Regions from separate parts of the Mus musculus genome. Here regions 2 and 3 are each linked to region 1. The links are chromatin loops, found by intact Hi-C in ENCODE. Cell type or tissue: left cerebral cortex. All regions are shown on one strand.

Region 1 (5,000 bases):
AGAATGGGGCGGTTAGCCATGCAAAGACCATCACTGGCGAGAAGTACAGCTGACTGCCTCAACCTCCCCAGTTGACTTGTGCGCGAAGCGATGTGCCAAGCCCATGCCTTGACATCATCTATAGTTGCTATCTCAGTCAGGCTGTTTCAAGACTGAGCAGACAGCCATCTCAGATCATCCCTAAGACCACATGTAACACATGGCTGACAGAGCAGGAAGGAGGGATAGCTTTTATGCTATATGTACAAGTTATGTTTTCTTCTAAGTCTATTAGTGAGGACATGAAACTCTACATTCTTTTCAACCAACTGAAAAATAGAAATAGCCTAAAGCACAGACACCAATGGTCTTAAAAACAAAAATGTTTAATTTGAGCTTCACTTTCTCACTTAAGATTAGTTTTTAAAATGTAGTGCAGAAAGAACTGCATAAAGCCATTAAGATTTATAATTTAAAAAGATGTTTCTGACATTAAAGTCTTAAGAAAATACATTATTAAATTTTAATATGAAAAAGCCTAAATTGCCTTTAATTCTTCATTAGCAAAGGAATTTGCTAAGCACTAGATTTCAAGGACACACTATCTCACGGAAAGCAAACACATTCTTATGTAAAATTGAATGCCCACTTACCACTTGCAAATTCACTGAGATGAACTGTGATTTTTCTGGCACTTGCATTTAGAAGTGCTATCTTCTTGAGTCATTCTTTTATTTATTTCTTTATATTTCATATTCCATCGTATGGGCCTCCCTTCAATACCAGTTCTCTGTGAGTACCTATGAAGAGTTTAACAAAAATGTCTTACAGAGATAAAAACAGTAAGCAGGAAGATATTCTGGGAAAGTAAATAACCAAAGGTGTTAAGATCAGAACTAAGATGACCAGTCCAGGTGGCTTGTGCATTCCTATCCCCTCCCCACCACACACACACACACACACACACACACCGCCACACACACACTCACACACACACTCACACACTCTATCTCTCTCACACACACACACTCTCTCACACACACTCACACACACACACACACACACACACACACACACACACACTCTCTCACACACACACACACTCACACACACACTCACTCTTTCTCTCTCACACACACACACACACACACACACACACACACACACACTGCCAGGAGCACCATGGTCTTTATTCCTGTAAGCTCTCTCTTTTGAAATCATCCAGTTCCCATGAAACCAAATAACCATGTGTTGTGCATTTGGGCTCAGTGAACTGCCTTAGCCACAAAGCAAAGAGTCACAATGCATTCTTAGCCCACTTGTGAGAATCAGGACAGTGATGATCAAATGTGCAGCTCCAAGTCTCTAAGCTCGACAGGCGAACAGAGGAATGTAAAGTCCATGTTCTCATTCAAAATGCTAACAAAAAATTTATCTTCCTCGAACAAAACCACTGAGAGTCAACCAGAAAAGTGAACTACTACAGTTCAAATTTTAAAAGGTCATATTATAAAGAACTCTCCATAGGGCATACCAACTCACTTCTTCAACCAAGTTATTAAATACATATTATCACAGATGCTGAAGAAATTCTGGTCCTCTAGAAGAGCAGCAGGTGCTCCTAGCCACTGAGCCATCTCTCAGCACCCACTAACTTTAACCAAGTTCAAAGTGGTCTCCTTCACTTTTGTCTTGCCCTTAGGGGCCAAGGATGTATGACAAACTTGGGGAGCTGCTACGTCACTATTGGTAAACAAATGAATTTTTTATCCAGGAAAACAAACAGGCAAGCCCGAGAATTATATGCAGTACATTTTGAAACATGGCCAAAGTTGGTAATGCAGCTAAGGCTTGGAGCTCTTGATGGCTTCCTCACAGCACTTTCTGTCAGTCACATTATTAGGAAGCAGCACAGGTCAATCACCCATGACTCAAATCCCAGCCACTCACTGACTAAAAGTCTAAAAAAAATCACTCTGTGGGATACAAATAACATGAAGCCCCTGAATCCAAAAGTTAGGAGATAACAATATCTCAATGCCTCACAACTATAAAATGTCACTGAACATCAGCACTGTACATTTATTAACACGCTACATTTAAAACAATATAAAAAACGGATTAGTTTTTTAAACATACCACAATAAAAACCAAAGTTGCAAGTACATATCTTTAAAGACATCCATAAAGTTACTTGGCTTTTGATTTTATTCTACTCTAAAAACTGATTAATCATGGCAGTTAACTCTGAGATACCAGGCTCTAGTTGACTTTAGCAATCTGCCTAACATTATTTTAAAAATATCATCAATACTCAGTTTATTATCAACAAAGTAGACCTGTCTTATATGGGCATTAAAAATAGGGAGCTATGGTCAAACTTGTACTGCCTCTTTTTCCTTTCCAAGTTTCATTGTAACATGGCAAAACAGGGATGATAATGCTAACTTAGAGGACTGCTGTCACACTTCAGTGGGAAGCTGCCTAGCAAGGAAGCACCATTGGCCAACGGTGACTTGAAAGCGAAGTGAATTAAAAATAAGTATGACTTTAGCAATCCTAAATAAAGATATCACTGAACCCCATCATTAAAAGTGTTACTAACATTTAACCATCCATCTACTTTCTATTTTGTTTAATACCAAAGCCAGGGAATTATTTATTAAATTAAACCCTTTAGGATCAGTGAGAAGTCTCTGTGGGTAAAGGCACCTGCCGTCGAGCCTGCAGACCTGAGTTCAATTCCTGGGGCCCATATGGTGGGAGGAGAGAAGGAATTCCTGTACATGGTCCTCTAACTTTTACAAAATGTGCCATGGCAAGTATGTGCCCACACACATGCATACACACACACTCACACAAAATAAACTGCCAGAGACCCCTTCAGTTACTGCAGGCTTCCCACTGACATATTGCTTTGTAAGTATGCAGGGAAGATGCGTGTCACACACGGCCTGCTCTGTTTTCAAGCAGAAAAAAGAAAATACAGGTTTGATCTGAAACAAAGCTCCTCCTCCAAGTAGAAAGCCAGATGTAAGCCAAGAGTGGAGCCTGGATGGAAATCAGCACTTGATTTCAGAAGCTAGTGAACAAGTATAGCCAAGGCATTCTGAGACACAAATCAAAGAATCACGGGGGCTGTAGTGTCCAGGCACATTGTCCTGGCACCTCCAATGGTTTCAATGCACCCTGCGGAAGGCTCTCTGTTACTGCAGTCTGGACAAAACTGGACATAAGCTGTTGGCCCTTCACATGCACATGTATACCAGCTTCATAGAATTCCCAAGTATGCACTTCCGCTGACAACACCAGGCCAGCGTTACGTACTTCTGTACTCTCCTGACCCAAGAATGACTTGGAAGATGTAGAATGATACCAACTAAAGACCGACTATCAAATACTGTTTCCGTGTATGAAAAGCTCTGTGGGGATTTTCATGGAGGAACACAGGAGTACAAAAACACAAAAGGCAATATTAATGTAGGGTGGAGACAGGTTCAGTAATTACCTTCCTCCAAAAATAACACTAGGAAAAAACACTCAGGTACAGTAGAAGCCAGAAATGTAGAGGCCAAGTCAGGTTTTTCCTGGGTGTTAACCAGACATGTTCTTCCAAATGGGAAAAGGAGCAAGCTATTGCCCTTCAAGTAGCCACTGGGCCAAGACATCCTGGGAAAAGAAAAAAAGGCTAGATTGGCCTGCCCACACATAGCAGAGTTTACCAACACAGGTATGAATTAAGCATACTAACATTAAATGCTTCTAATAATGAAATTCTGCCGGTTGTGAACAACTAAGTAACTCTCTAACCACAGATAAAAGACTTAAAAAAAAAGAATGTGTGAATTCACAATCAAGCACTGCTAATCTGTACCAAATCTGATCTCTCTAACTCACTCACTCTCTGTATCTGTGTCTGTGTGTGTGTGTGTGTGTGTGTGTGTATCTACATCGAGCCCCTTAAAGCCTAGAAGCAGCTTAATCTACACTGCGATGACTACAGTAGAAAAGCAGGCCTATAATGCAAAAGACATAGCCAGCTATAAACCAAGAAACATGCTAATAAACTGACATTACAGTAAGGTAGTTTAGGGTTGGCTAGCAGCCTCACACATGAAAAATGTGACTACCAAACGAGCTGATAGAGCTTCCTGGGGATCCTTAACCAACAAATCATACCCAGGCTTCTTTCTTTCTTTAATTTTTCACCATCCCTCCTCCTTCCAGTGCAGTGGATCCAACCCAGGGCCTTGCTCATCCCAGGCAAGAACTCTACCACTGACTGACATATATATGCAAACATATATATGGCGATAGATCGGGGAGATCATGGGAGACCTCTACTTTTTGCTCATTCTATATTATGTCAAACATCTTTAATTTCAGTAATAGTATATAATAAATGCATACCCTGACTGTTCTACTAGAATGATCTTTAATTTCTACATTTGAAAAGTTGAATCTAAACCCTAATACTTTTGCTAAATAATATAATAAAGTCTACATTCCTTTGCTTCCCCAGTTATGCCTGATAAATTTATATTGCTGCAACACACAACATCCTATGCTGAGCCGTTTCCATAGGTTCCAAGTGGACATTTCCCAGAGTTCTTAGTCTCTCTACTACTACATGTGCTTTCCCAATAGAATTCTGAATTACCCATTATGAATTAGAGAAGTCAGGCAGTGGGCACATAAGTGAAAAGGTTATGACCAACTGATTTCTTTTTGTCTGGATCCTAATGGACGTACCGATACGTAGGTACTTAGGTATTTAAATTTTCGTAAGTAAACAAAGCTTGCTTAGACATCAATTTCTCTTAAACATGTACACTGTGTTTATTCTAGCTACAGCTCCTTAAGTATTAACAGAGCTCTCCATAGTTTGAAGACATCTAATATAATTCTGCTGTTTTACAGTCAAATTGAATTCTGGAGGTCTTTCTTTTGTTTTTTTTTTTTTGTTTTGTTTTTTTTTTTTTTTTTTTTTTTTTTGGTCATGAGGTAAATGTTCACCGTGG
Region 2 (5,000 bases), 330 kb after region 1:
ACTGCTCTTCCGAAGGTCCCGAGTTCAAATCCCAGCAACTACATGGTGGCTCACAACAATCTGTAACAAAATCTGATGTCCCCTCTGGAGTGTCTGAAGATAGCTACAGTATACTTACATATAATAAATAAATAAATAAATAAATCTTTTTTAAAAAAAAAAAAAAGGAAATTCCAGTGTAGAGAGCCCTCTCAGCATATCATAAATCTCAACTTGCCAGGACCAAGGGGCCGGAAAGAAAAAGGTCCTCTCAGAATACTAATGTGGACTATTTTAATCATTAAAGCACACACATACAGTAGTATATGTGTGGATGTTCTTAAGACAGATTTAAACACACACACACACACACACACACATCTTCTGGCTTTTGTTTTAGACTATGTGCTGTTCCTTTTCCTTTCTTTTTATTTTGGTTATTGCTTAACTTAAAAAAAAAAAAAGATTTGGGCTAGTGATGGCTCAGAGTTGAAACCACGTACCTCATGCAGAGGACCAGAATTTGGTTCCTGGCACCCACATGTGTTGTTAACAGCTGTCCAACACTCCCTTCTGGCTTCTCTGGGCACTGTACTCACACACACACAACCACACATATATACATAATATATAAAAAAAATTTTAAGTCTTATTTTTTCCACATCAGTTTTAATGGTTATAATGGCTTCCCACAGGAAATTGAGAAGAAAGCGCAAAGATCTTCCCTCTGCAATCCCTCACAGTCTCCCCAGAAGGGTAATTCTGACCCAGGGCGCTACATCAGTTACAACTGGCAATGATATATACATTACAGAGTCATTTCAGTGCCCTAGAAGTCCAGTTACACTACTTCCTATTGGTCAATCAGTTTTATCTTAACAAGAAGAAACTAGGTTTCTAGTCCTGAGGTCTGATGCTGTAAGTTCAACAGAAACCAAAGATTCATCACTGCATATACTAGGTATTCAGAGACCACTGGGATCACCCCTTCTCAGATCGGACACAAGTATTCTCAGGAATAAATTGCCTTTGATTCAAAGAACAAATGAGAGGATAGACTAAACCTGCCTGGAATGACACCCAGGTAATTCGATACGCACATGCTAAACAGTGCATGCACAACACAGGAATGCCAAAAACACATAGAGCCAAGGATCCACAGAGTGGCCCCAGAATAGCTATCACTCCATTGCCAAGGGCTCTGAAATAAGACTAAGAAAGGAACTTTCTTGCTTGAGGTCATCAAAACATTGTTAAAACGAGAACAAGCCTTCCCACAGTGTTCTTTGAAGACCACAGTGTACGCTTAGAAGTGGACGTTTCCTTGGCTGAAAGCCAGTCTCGTTCCTTTCCACTGATCAGATCTCTTGCTGAAGACTGTCTGAAGGGAAAGTGGCCTAGGCATCAGATGACCCAGGAAACTCATCCCTGGAGGTAAAATTGATACCAGTGACCCAACGTTCTGGAGGGCACAGTGAGGAAAGGAAGCACACCCACTTGCCTACCCAGACTCCTTCAGTGCCTGTCAACAGATGGTGAAGATATAGAGCTAAAGGGTAGCATGAAGGTGTGGCCTGTAGGTGTGATCTCAGGTGGACTGTAAGTGTGATCTCAGAGTGGACTGTAGGAGTGACCTCATATTGAGCTGATGGTGTGATCTCAGAGTGGCCTGATAGTGTAGACTCAGAGAGACCTGATAGTGAGACCTCAGAGTGGCCTAAACCATAATGCCTTTGATTGCTCCAGCAAATTCCCAAGTACCAAAAATCTCTGATTTTCCCATTTCAACTCTCTCTTCTTGTTAACTGGAGACAGAATCACCAATAATGTGTGTGGGTTGTTCTTTTTTTCATGCCTTTGTTTACATCTAATGGTGTAGCCTTGTGTTTCAAAAAATATTTTCTCCTTTCCATTACTTTGATGATAAAGATCATTATCACCCCTTCAAAACAAAAATTCTGTACCAAAGCTGGAATACTTCATGAGAGAGAAGGTGCTTCCGTGTTCTTGAGAGCGAACAGTGAAGAGCATGAGTCCCCATTTTCTGGTCTAAGCATGAGATGACAGAAAGTGGGGTCACTCAAACAACTCAGATTGCCCCCGCCCCCTCCCAGAACAATAACACTGGGAGCAGCTTCTGCAGCTCAGAGGAAGCAAGTGTCTCTAATTAGGGAGCAAGAGCAGCTGAGGTAACTATTCTGGCAGCTGAGAAATTGCCTGATTTCTGTTTGTGAAGGTTGCCACCTACTGAGGAGCCTGCAACACTGCACCCGGCCTGAAAGAAAGGGCAGAGGATAAGGAGAAGGCAGGGTGAGGACAATAATACACAGGGGCATGGTGGACGGTGCCCACATGGCACACAGCATAGAGTCATGGTTATGAGAGGGTTCGGGTGGGAAATTGCATGTGGGAGAGGTCTACCTGAGCCTACAGGGCTCCGTGAAGCTTCTCCAAAGGGCTGAGGAGAGAGTGTGAAGCAGAAGTCAGGGGACTCAAACACCGAAGGAAGGAAATAATGGCAGACCCCAGGTGGTGGCAGCACTGGCCATAGAAGACCATTTGCCCTAATAATTTGTATTAAATGATACTTGACCCGGAGGGCTTTTCGAGGATAAATTAGGACACCCCCTCCCCCCAAAAAAGTTGAAGACTCACCAAGGCCTGACAGAAGTGCCCGGCAATTAAGAATCAATGAGCAGGTAAAGATGCCCCTGGGGGAGGCACAGAGAGGTCTTTGTGCTCATAAACACTAGGGAACCTGGAATGTTAAACACACAGGGCTGTTCCTTCAAAGGAAGGGATATACACCCTGCTACCTGCCCAGAGATCTGGAAGCAGACGTAGTTAATAACACGGTGATCTTTGTGCTATATGAGTGAGCTGGGGACCACACCAGACACTCCCCAAAACTCCTATCGTGAGCTTATTTTTCTCAATCTACAGAACTCATCTCTACCGAATGTGTCACAGGTACTTTACAAAGGATTTCAACATAGTCACATCCGATCTTTATTTAGCTTACTTTGTTCTTCAAGGAGGTTTATGTGGGCTTCATTGTGCACATGTAACCAGGAAAGTTTCCACCAAATTGTGCACTGCTTTAATATGCCTAAACTACTCGAGGTCAGATTCCCACAGTTTGGACCAATACCAGCTATTTAGTCGTGCTGAACGAAATTGCATGCTGATCATTACTCTGCTGGATGTGGTGGTTGTAGAGAACACACACACACAATCCAATCAGAAATCTCTGGACAGAGCTGGCTACTGTGACTCACACCTGTGATCCCATGTGTTCAGGATGCTGAGGCAAGAGGATTGAAGTCAATTTCAAGGCCATACTGGACTGCATAGTAAATTCCACGTCAGCCATGAGTGAGAATCCAGTGGCTGTGGCTCCCTCAAGAGCCAGCCCTGTCCCCTAAGACACGAAAGGCAGCAACTGGCCCACAGAAGAATGTCCCCATGTTTCTAGACCATTCTCTTCTTTTAAACATCCCATGTTTCTGTTGCTAACATCAATGGATCGGAGGGGTGGGGAGAAATACTCCTGGGGCCAACAGAGCAGCAGAGAAAGCATGCAAGTGCTAACAAGGACTCCAAACTCCAGGAAGAGCGTGAGGCAAACAAGTTAATCTGGGTGAAAAGAGACAGGCAAGAGCTTTTTACTAAGGAAACCGGGTTTTGGCCAGTACAGTAGTTTATTCAGAAACCTCGGGCCTAGTTCCACTGTGAACAGCCATATTTGTTTGGGCAAGTCACTTCAATTCTTAGTCTCAAAGAGAAGGCCCTGAGCACAATGATAAGAAACAAATGCCCCTATGGTCGTTTCCCAGGGTTTGCCGACACCCATCTTTCAGTCTTGTGCAAGGGAGGGCCCAAGGAAGGGAGGTAAAAGGCAGACAACTAGAAGCTAACTACTGGAGCCTCCCTACGCTGTTCATATGGCTGGTGCTGAACTTTCAGATCCCAAATAGGTCATAGGTTCCACTGTGACACGGACACAAATAAAGACTGAAATGCTTTTAAAACTCTTGGCCAGCGTGCTGGAAGCAGAACCATTACTGTTAGTATTATTTGTGGAAGAAGAGACGCTCTAATGCAAACTGAATTAACAATTCTGCAGGATACATGGTAGTGCACCGGGAACTGTCACTGTTCACATGGGATTCTATAAAGAAGATCAGGGTCTTCTCATATATAATGAAAAAAACAGTCAAAGCACCAATATTTTGGGTTTTGTTTTGCTTCATTTTGTTTTTGTTTTTGTTTTTTGTTGGGGGGGGGGTTGGTTTGTTTGTTTTGCCATCTTGACACAAGCTGGAATTCTCTAGGAAGAGAAACCTCAATTGAAAAAATGGCTCCATCGGATTGCCTGTGGGCAAGTCTTTGGGACATTTTCTTGATTAATGATTGATATGGAGGGCCCAGCTCACTGTGCTCGGTGCCACCCTTAGGCAGCTGGTCCTGGACTATATGAGAAAGTAAAGGGTTGAAAAGCCATGGGGGACAAGCCAGGGGGCAGCACCTGCTTCAGTTCCTGCCTCCAGGTTCCTGCTCTGAGTTCCCACCCGGACTTCCCTTCAAGAGGGATTACAAGCTGTAAATTGCAAAACAACAACAAAAACCTGTGGCATCTTAGCACTGCAATAATAACAAGCCAGGACAGCTACAGTTTGTAGCTGATGGTGGCTGTTCTGCCTGGAAGGGGCCAGAGAAGTATTAGTCTATCGACCCCTCTTTAAAACTCAGGAAACAAACATCAAAATGTTAACACTTACCAGAGATGGATTGTACCCGAGGGCTAGAAGCTCTTGGTCTCAGTTTCCTTTCTCAAATCCCAATGAAAAGCTGCCCAGAGTAGGCAGTCTTTTTCCTGCATGCTTTTGTTAAGGATTCACAAGTCGTTGACTGAGTTTCTGTTGATTCAGCTTGTTTGCATAATTAGGCAGCACAGGTGGGCTCCTGCCTCGGTTTTCCAAACAAGTGTAAACGAATTGCCTACCTCAGATGAGTCCTGG
Region 3 (5,000 bases), 60 kb after region 1:
AGCAGTTTCCTTCCTTGGGTCTTCATCTACAGTACAACATCTGTGTCAAGTAAACTGTCCCCCAACTTGGGGTCCATTTTGTGAATGAAGTGTGTTTGTGGCCCAGGGAACAGCTTGCTGGAAGGCAAACAGGAAGGAAGGAAGATTTCCATACCTGTCTGAGAAAGTGCAAATCAGTTGTGGATTCCACCTTATCAGCTAGAGGCAGCTCTGCCACCTTGATTGTCCTCTGTGGCTGACTAACAATGGATATTTTGGCCTTCCGTTTGTGAGCTGAGAATCTGTCGCCCTCTAGTTTCAAGGAAACTATACCATGGTACTTGAGGAAAACAGCAAACAAAAACAATGAGAGAAAAATAAACACTGAGAAAGTACACAAACCTTTTAATAATGATAATAAGCATTTAAAAGACAGCATCAAGGCAAAGAGACAAAAAGGATTTTTCTCAATCACCCAATCTTCTTTAAAAAAAAAAACTTTTTCAGAAAAAAAAACTTCGGGAAAATAGAGAAAGAGAAAAATATAATAGTATCACTTCTATGAAGACATCTATGAACTTAAGACATTTGGCAATTCTTTGTGCTTACATTGTAGATGGTGTCTGTCCCATTTCTACAAACAGAGGATGGGAGAACCTGAAAGCAACAAAAGACGTATGTGCGCAAAACCGACTTTAAAAGCAAGTAGCAGTATATTTTAGTAAGGTTCTGAAATAACTGAAAACTTAAAAAGAATATTTCCCGAGACTTTTTTTTTTCATGCCAGGTTCAATAGAATTTTGTAAACCATCATGTCTAACCACAGCTCATGATCATGCTGATTCCTGACAAGCAGGACAGAGAGGTGGCTTTCGTTTTCAGTGCATCTGTAGCACAGAGAGATTCAGGAAAGCACACAGGTACACACGTGCATGCACACACATGTGAGAGTGTGCCTGGTGGGCATCATAGCTTCCACACCCAAGGGGGTCACTTAACCGTGCTTCTGTTCTAGGACCACTGATTGTTCCCTATCTATCTTGATCATAAAAAGGAACCAAAGCAGGATTCACACGGCTGAATGAATGTGCCTACCGCTTCAGTTGGCACAGTTAGTGGAGTGGGTCAGCATAATGATATTTGCACATAAAAGGCACTGCATGACTCCACAAAGCACTCACTATGAGAATCCAAACCGTTCTGCACTGTATCAGCCACTTATCACACATCCCCACACACCCACTCCCAGTCTTCATCCTTACTGATTTGCCATTCCCCTGGGTCATTGTCTTCCTTTGAGTGAGGTCGGTGAGACCAAAACCCTGAAGAGCATCTCCACTGGTGAAAGATGGAGGAGGCCTTTCCAGAAGAGGAGAACCTGAAGTGGTGAGCGAGGATGAGCCTGAGGGCAGCGGATGCCAAGGGCCCTTCCCCCACGTGCTGTGCTTGCTTTGGTTGAAGGAATTTGAAGGATGGCACCGTCCTGGAGGCATGCAAGATGGCAGGCAATCAGTACACTACACAAACACATAAGCAATGGCGTTGACACAGTTCCTGGAACAGCTTGTCATTAAACCTAGACGGATGAATTTCCCACCAGATGTTGCCTTTTTCCCATTTGCCAGAAACTCCCTCTCTCGTCATCAGTTTCCACCTGGGAAAGCGGTATCCCTTCTGCACATGGATGGGGTGATTATAAACTCATGAAATCCATCCCACAAATCATAGATGAAAATCATTGTCATGGCTTGATAATCATTCCAGACGCTTAGGAAACCGGCTCACTTCCCTCCTGTGATCCTCCCCAACATGGAAGGTTTATTCACCGATCAAGTGCCACCCCCTCCCAACACTGGGAAAGGAATCGAGTTTTCCTCCAGTCTTTTAGAGGTACAAACTAGGATTGTTTAAAGGGAGCGGTGAACAAGCAGCAGCTGTAAAATATTTGCAATCAACTCTAAAGGGACAAAACCCTAGTGAATCTTAAGAGAGTCTCTACTAGAAACTTCAACAATGAATATTTCTGGGAAGGTGCAGAAAACAGCCCACCAAATACAAACAAACTAGCCAGTGAAGTGGCTCAGCAGGTGGGGATGTTGACCACTAACCCTGGCTACCAGAGTTTGATCCTGGGAACACACATAAGAGGAGAGAACAGATCCCCACAGGTTGTCCTCTGACCTCCCCACCAAACCATAAGTAAAAAGGAATTAAAGATTAAAGAACAATTACAAAACCTCAATTAACAAGAAAACAAAACGACCTGCCGAAAGAACCTGGCTGAATATTTATTTTATTTTTAGCAGCACGGAGATTCAACCACGGAGCCTTTTGCAGGCTAAGCAAGCACTCTGCCACTGAGCTACGTTCCAAGTCCAGAGCATTTTTGTTTGTGTATATTTCCCACACTCAATGTGAGTGGAAATTCCTGCTGGCCAAGAAGTACACGTGGTGTGGAGAAAAGGGGGATGAGAGATGTCATGGAAATGTGGGTGTACAGAGCAAAGGAGACAACACCCACTTTTATTATAAGGTAAGCAAGGGGACACCAGATTATAGGTAAGGAAGAAAACTGCAGATCACGGGGCATGACAAGCATTTAAAAAAGGCTTGAAATCGAGTGTCACGCTGGACACATAAAGTGTCACATAGATAAGGAACTGGAAGCAGAAGGACTTTGGCAGAACAAACCCTCAGAGCGCCAAGGGCTTTGCTTTTCGTTTTATTTGTAGGTTGCTCTCTAGCAGGCTCTTCCCAGAACCGTTTGGCTCTGCCTCACCAAGTCATTCATTAGTATTCTCCAGCTGCCCCCTGAATCCCCAGCCAGCTGCATCTTCACGTCTGTTTTCCTCCAATTCCTTCCCTTCTTAGAATTTTCCTGGTCACACTACAGTGGGGGCTCCTGTTTTGGGCACTGAGAGCTCTCCTTAACAGAGGAAAGATAATTACAGCCCTGCAAACTCAGGGGGGAAATAATTGTCCATAGATTCTCACCAACATTGTTTCCCCCTTGGTGAGAACAACAAATGGTTAGAAAAAAGCAACCAGGGCTCTGACTTGTTGCTTCGCTGCAGCCATTGCTCTTAGCAGGAGGAAAAACCACATGAAGCACACACCAGAATAAAGAACCCGGGAGTCATGGTGCAGGCGGCTTTCTTGACAAGAAATTACGCATTTTGATTTGAAGGCGTTATCAAGCATGTTGGCTGCTGCAAGCCAGCAGCCATGGCGCCAGGACTGCTCCTGATTTCAAGACGAGGATCAAAAGAATACCTCCTTTTGAGTCCAAAATTTTCACCGCCGCTTTTGTCTGCGTGCCAAGAACCGCATTCACAGGGGAGTTCAGAATTACTTCAAAGACCTCATCATCTTCCTCTAATCCGTCATAGGTAATTGCTATATTCCACATCTTAGTTGACATTCCTACAAGAAGTAAACATTTTAATTACTCTTTAATTGCTATTTCAATCACCTAGGTGTCAGAGAAATATATTAATTAACATGTCTACCGCTAGACTGCAGTAGCCCGAGTGAGCTATTGTACTGCCACCAACTCACTGAGGCCCTGCTGTTCTCCCAAATAATATAAAAAGAGTGCATTTGTTCCTGGACAATGATGACCGGCCTTCAATGCAAACACTGTAACAAAAAGTAAGCAGCATTACACAGGGGGAGGATAAAAGGTTAGTAGACAAAATCCCAGACATAATTTTTCTTCCAACCCCACCCCCTCTGTGCCTTAGAATAAATAGTTACTACGATTTGAAAATCTTAATAGTTGCAAAAATCTTAAGAGGGTGCAGCAGACAGAAGTGATTTTTGGATGGTACTTCAGGCACCTCACAGAATCCTTGACGTGATTCATGTACTCCAACTGCTGCCTGCATCGGCTGCTATCACCCCCACCCCCAGATCTTCTAGCCCATGGATGATTTTTCTGATTGATGCAATGTTCAATAGTTGCATACTCTCCTAGAGAGAATGTATGGGCTGAGGATTGTACCCATAGACTGGTCCAGCCTCCATGTCCCCTCTTTGTGTCTAACATGGAGTACAAACAAGTTTATTCCACATAACCTTCTGAACTTAACATAACTCTTCATTCGCTAAGATATCCCAGCCAATCTGTCCCATCAGGATGGAAGGCAAATTCAAATCGGAGACACAAAGTACTCAGGCTAGAAGACACTTCTGAAACAGTCTCAATCTCCAGCAGTGTGCATGATGGGAACTGTGAAACATCTTCCTGACTTACTTAGAAGGGAAGGTGAAGGCAGAGGTAAGCAAGCTGAAGGCTGCTTGGTGGCATAAGAGGCAGAGACAGGGACAAAGGACAGTAAGTTTACAGTTTAGGCTCTAGAGCAAAGCTTGGAAGTCTGTCCTGCCTCCCCTGCCTATGGGTGCTTCCATATCCATAAGTCTTTCTCTATACAGTGGCTAAACACTCTTTCCCAGCCTTCTCTTCTGAAAACTGACTTTTTTGCTTGCATGCTGATATGTCTGTTACTCTGTCACCTACATGACAGCCACCTTCTCAAAAGTATGTCTCATAGAGTTCTTATGGCCCATTCAGCATATCATGGATCCCTGCAGCATTCATTAGAAAGGATAAATTGTTCACTTCTGAACTGGGCTGCCTTTATAGGGAAAATGGGGGCATCTGCAGTCATTTTGGTAAAGAACAAGCTGGTGTCCGATTTATGATGCTTTCAGCATCTTCTGTGGTCTCAGATGATCTCTTTTTACAGTCTTTGCAAAATCAGAAGTTGAACTATCTAATATAAGACATTAACTAATTCCCAACTCACTGATGGACGAGTGGGTCTGCCAAAATGTGTGTTTTATCCCTAAGTGCTTCCCTCTGCACTAGACGCTATGGAGAACACCAGACATGCAGCATAAGCCAAGCTCTGACCTAAAGGAGTTTGAAACTTTTTGGAGGAGACAAATTGTCTTTGGGTACCCAAGAAGATTGGTCTCAGGACTCCCACTGAATGCCAACATCTGCAGCAGTTGCTTAA

Evidence for each region. Peaks named below come from ENCODE experiments on the same cell type or tissue, not always from the same donor. Only the 100,000 strongest peaks of a DNase experiment are listed, where the experiment ranks them.
Region 2: it touches region 1 in a loop (3-fold over the local background); 3 of 42 quality-filtered maps call a loop at or near these places.
Region 3: a loop joins it to region 1, with 1.9 times the contacts of the local background. A loop is called at or near these places in 3 of 42 quality-filtered maps.

The regions. Positions count from the first base shown.
Region 1 is chr4:82,853,337-82,858,336 of GRCm38, forward strand. It overlaps Zdhhc21 (zinc finger, DHHC domain containing 21), which reads right to left. Exons shown (of 9, transcript NM_026647.4): 2 at 633-779. Among named protein-coding and RNA genes, the nearest start is that of Zdhhc21, 3.8 kb to the right of the region's middle. In left cerebral cortex, no CTCF peak of the experiment used is centred here; DNase peaks (open chromatin) are centred at 660 and 2,983.
Region 2 is chr4:83,181,273-83,186,272 of GRCm38, forward strand. It overlaps Gm46887 (a long non-coding RNA gene), which reads right to left. Exons shown (of 3, transcript XR_001784537.1): 1 at 4,761-5,000. Among named protein-coding and RNA genes, the nearest start is that of Gm46887, 2.8 kb to the right of the region's middle. In left cerebral cortex, a CTCF peak has its summit at 2,231; a DNase peak (open chromatin) is centred at 2,194.
Region 3 is chr4:82,913,379-82,918,378 of GRCm38, forward strand. It overlaps Frem1 (Fras1 related extracellular matrix protein 1), which reads right to left. Exons shown (of 37, transcript NM_001198811.2): 30 at 3,253-3,402; 31 at 1,242-1,462; 32 at 589-636; 33 at 155-319. Among named protein-coding and RNA genes, the nearest start is that of Gm33260, 7.8 kb to the right of the region's middle. RefSeq lists an enhancer at 1,995-4,893. In left cerebral cortex, no CTCF peak of the experiment used is centred here; DNase peaks (open chromatin) are centred at 2,793 and 3,093; H3K4me3 peaks cover 328 bases; H3K27ac peaks cover 605 bases.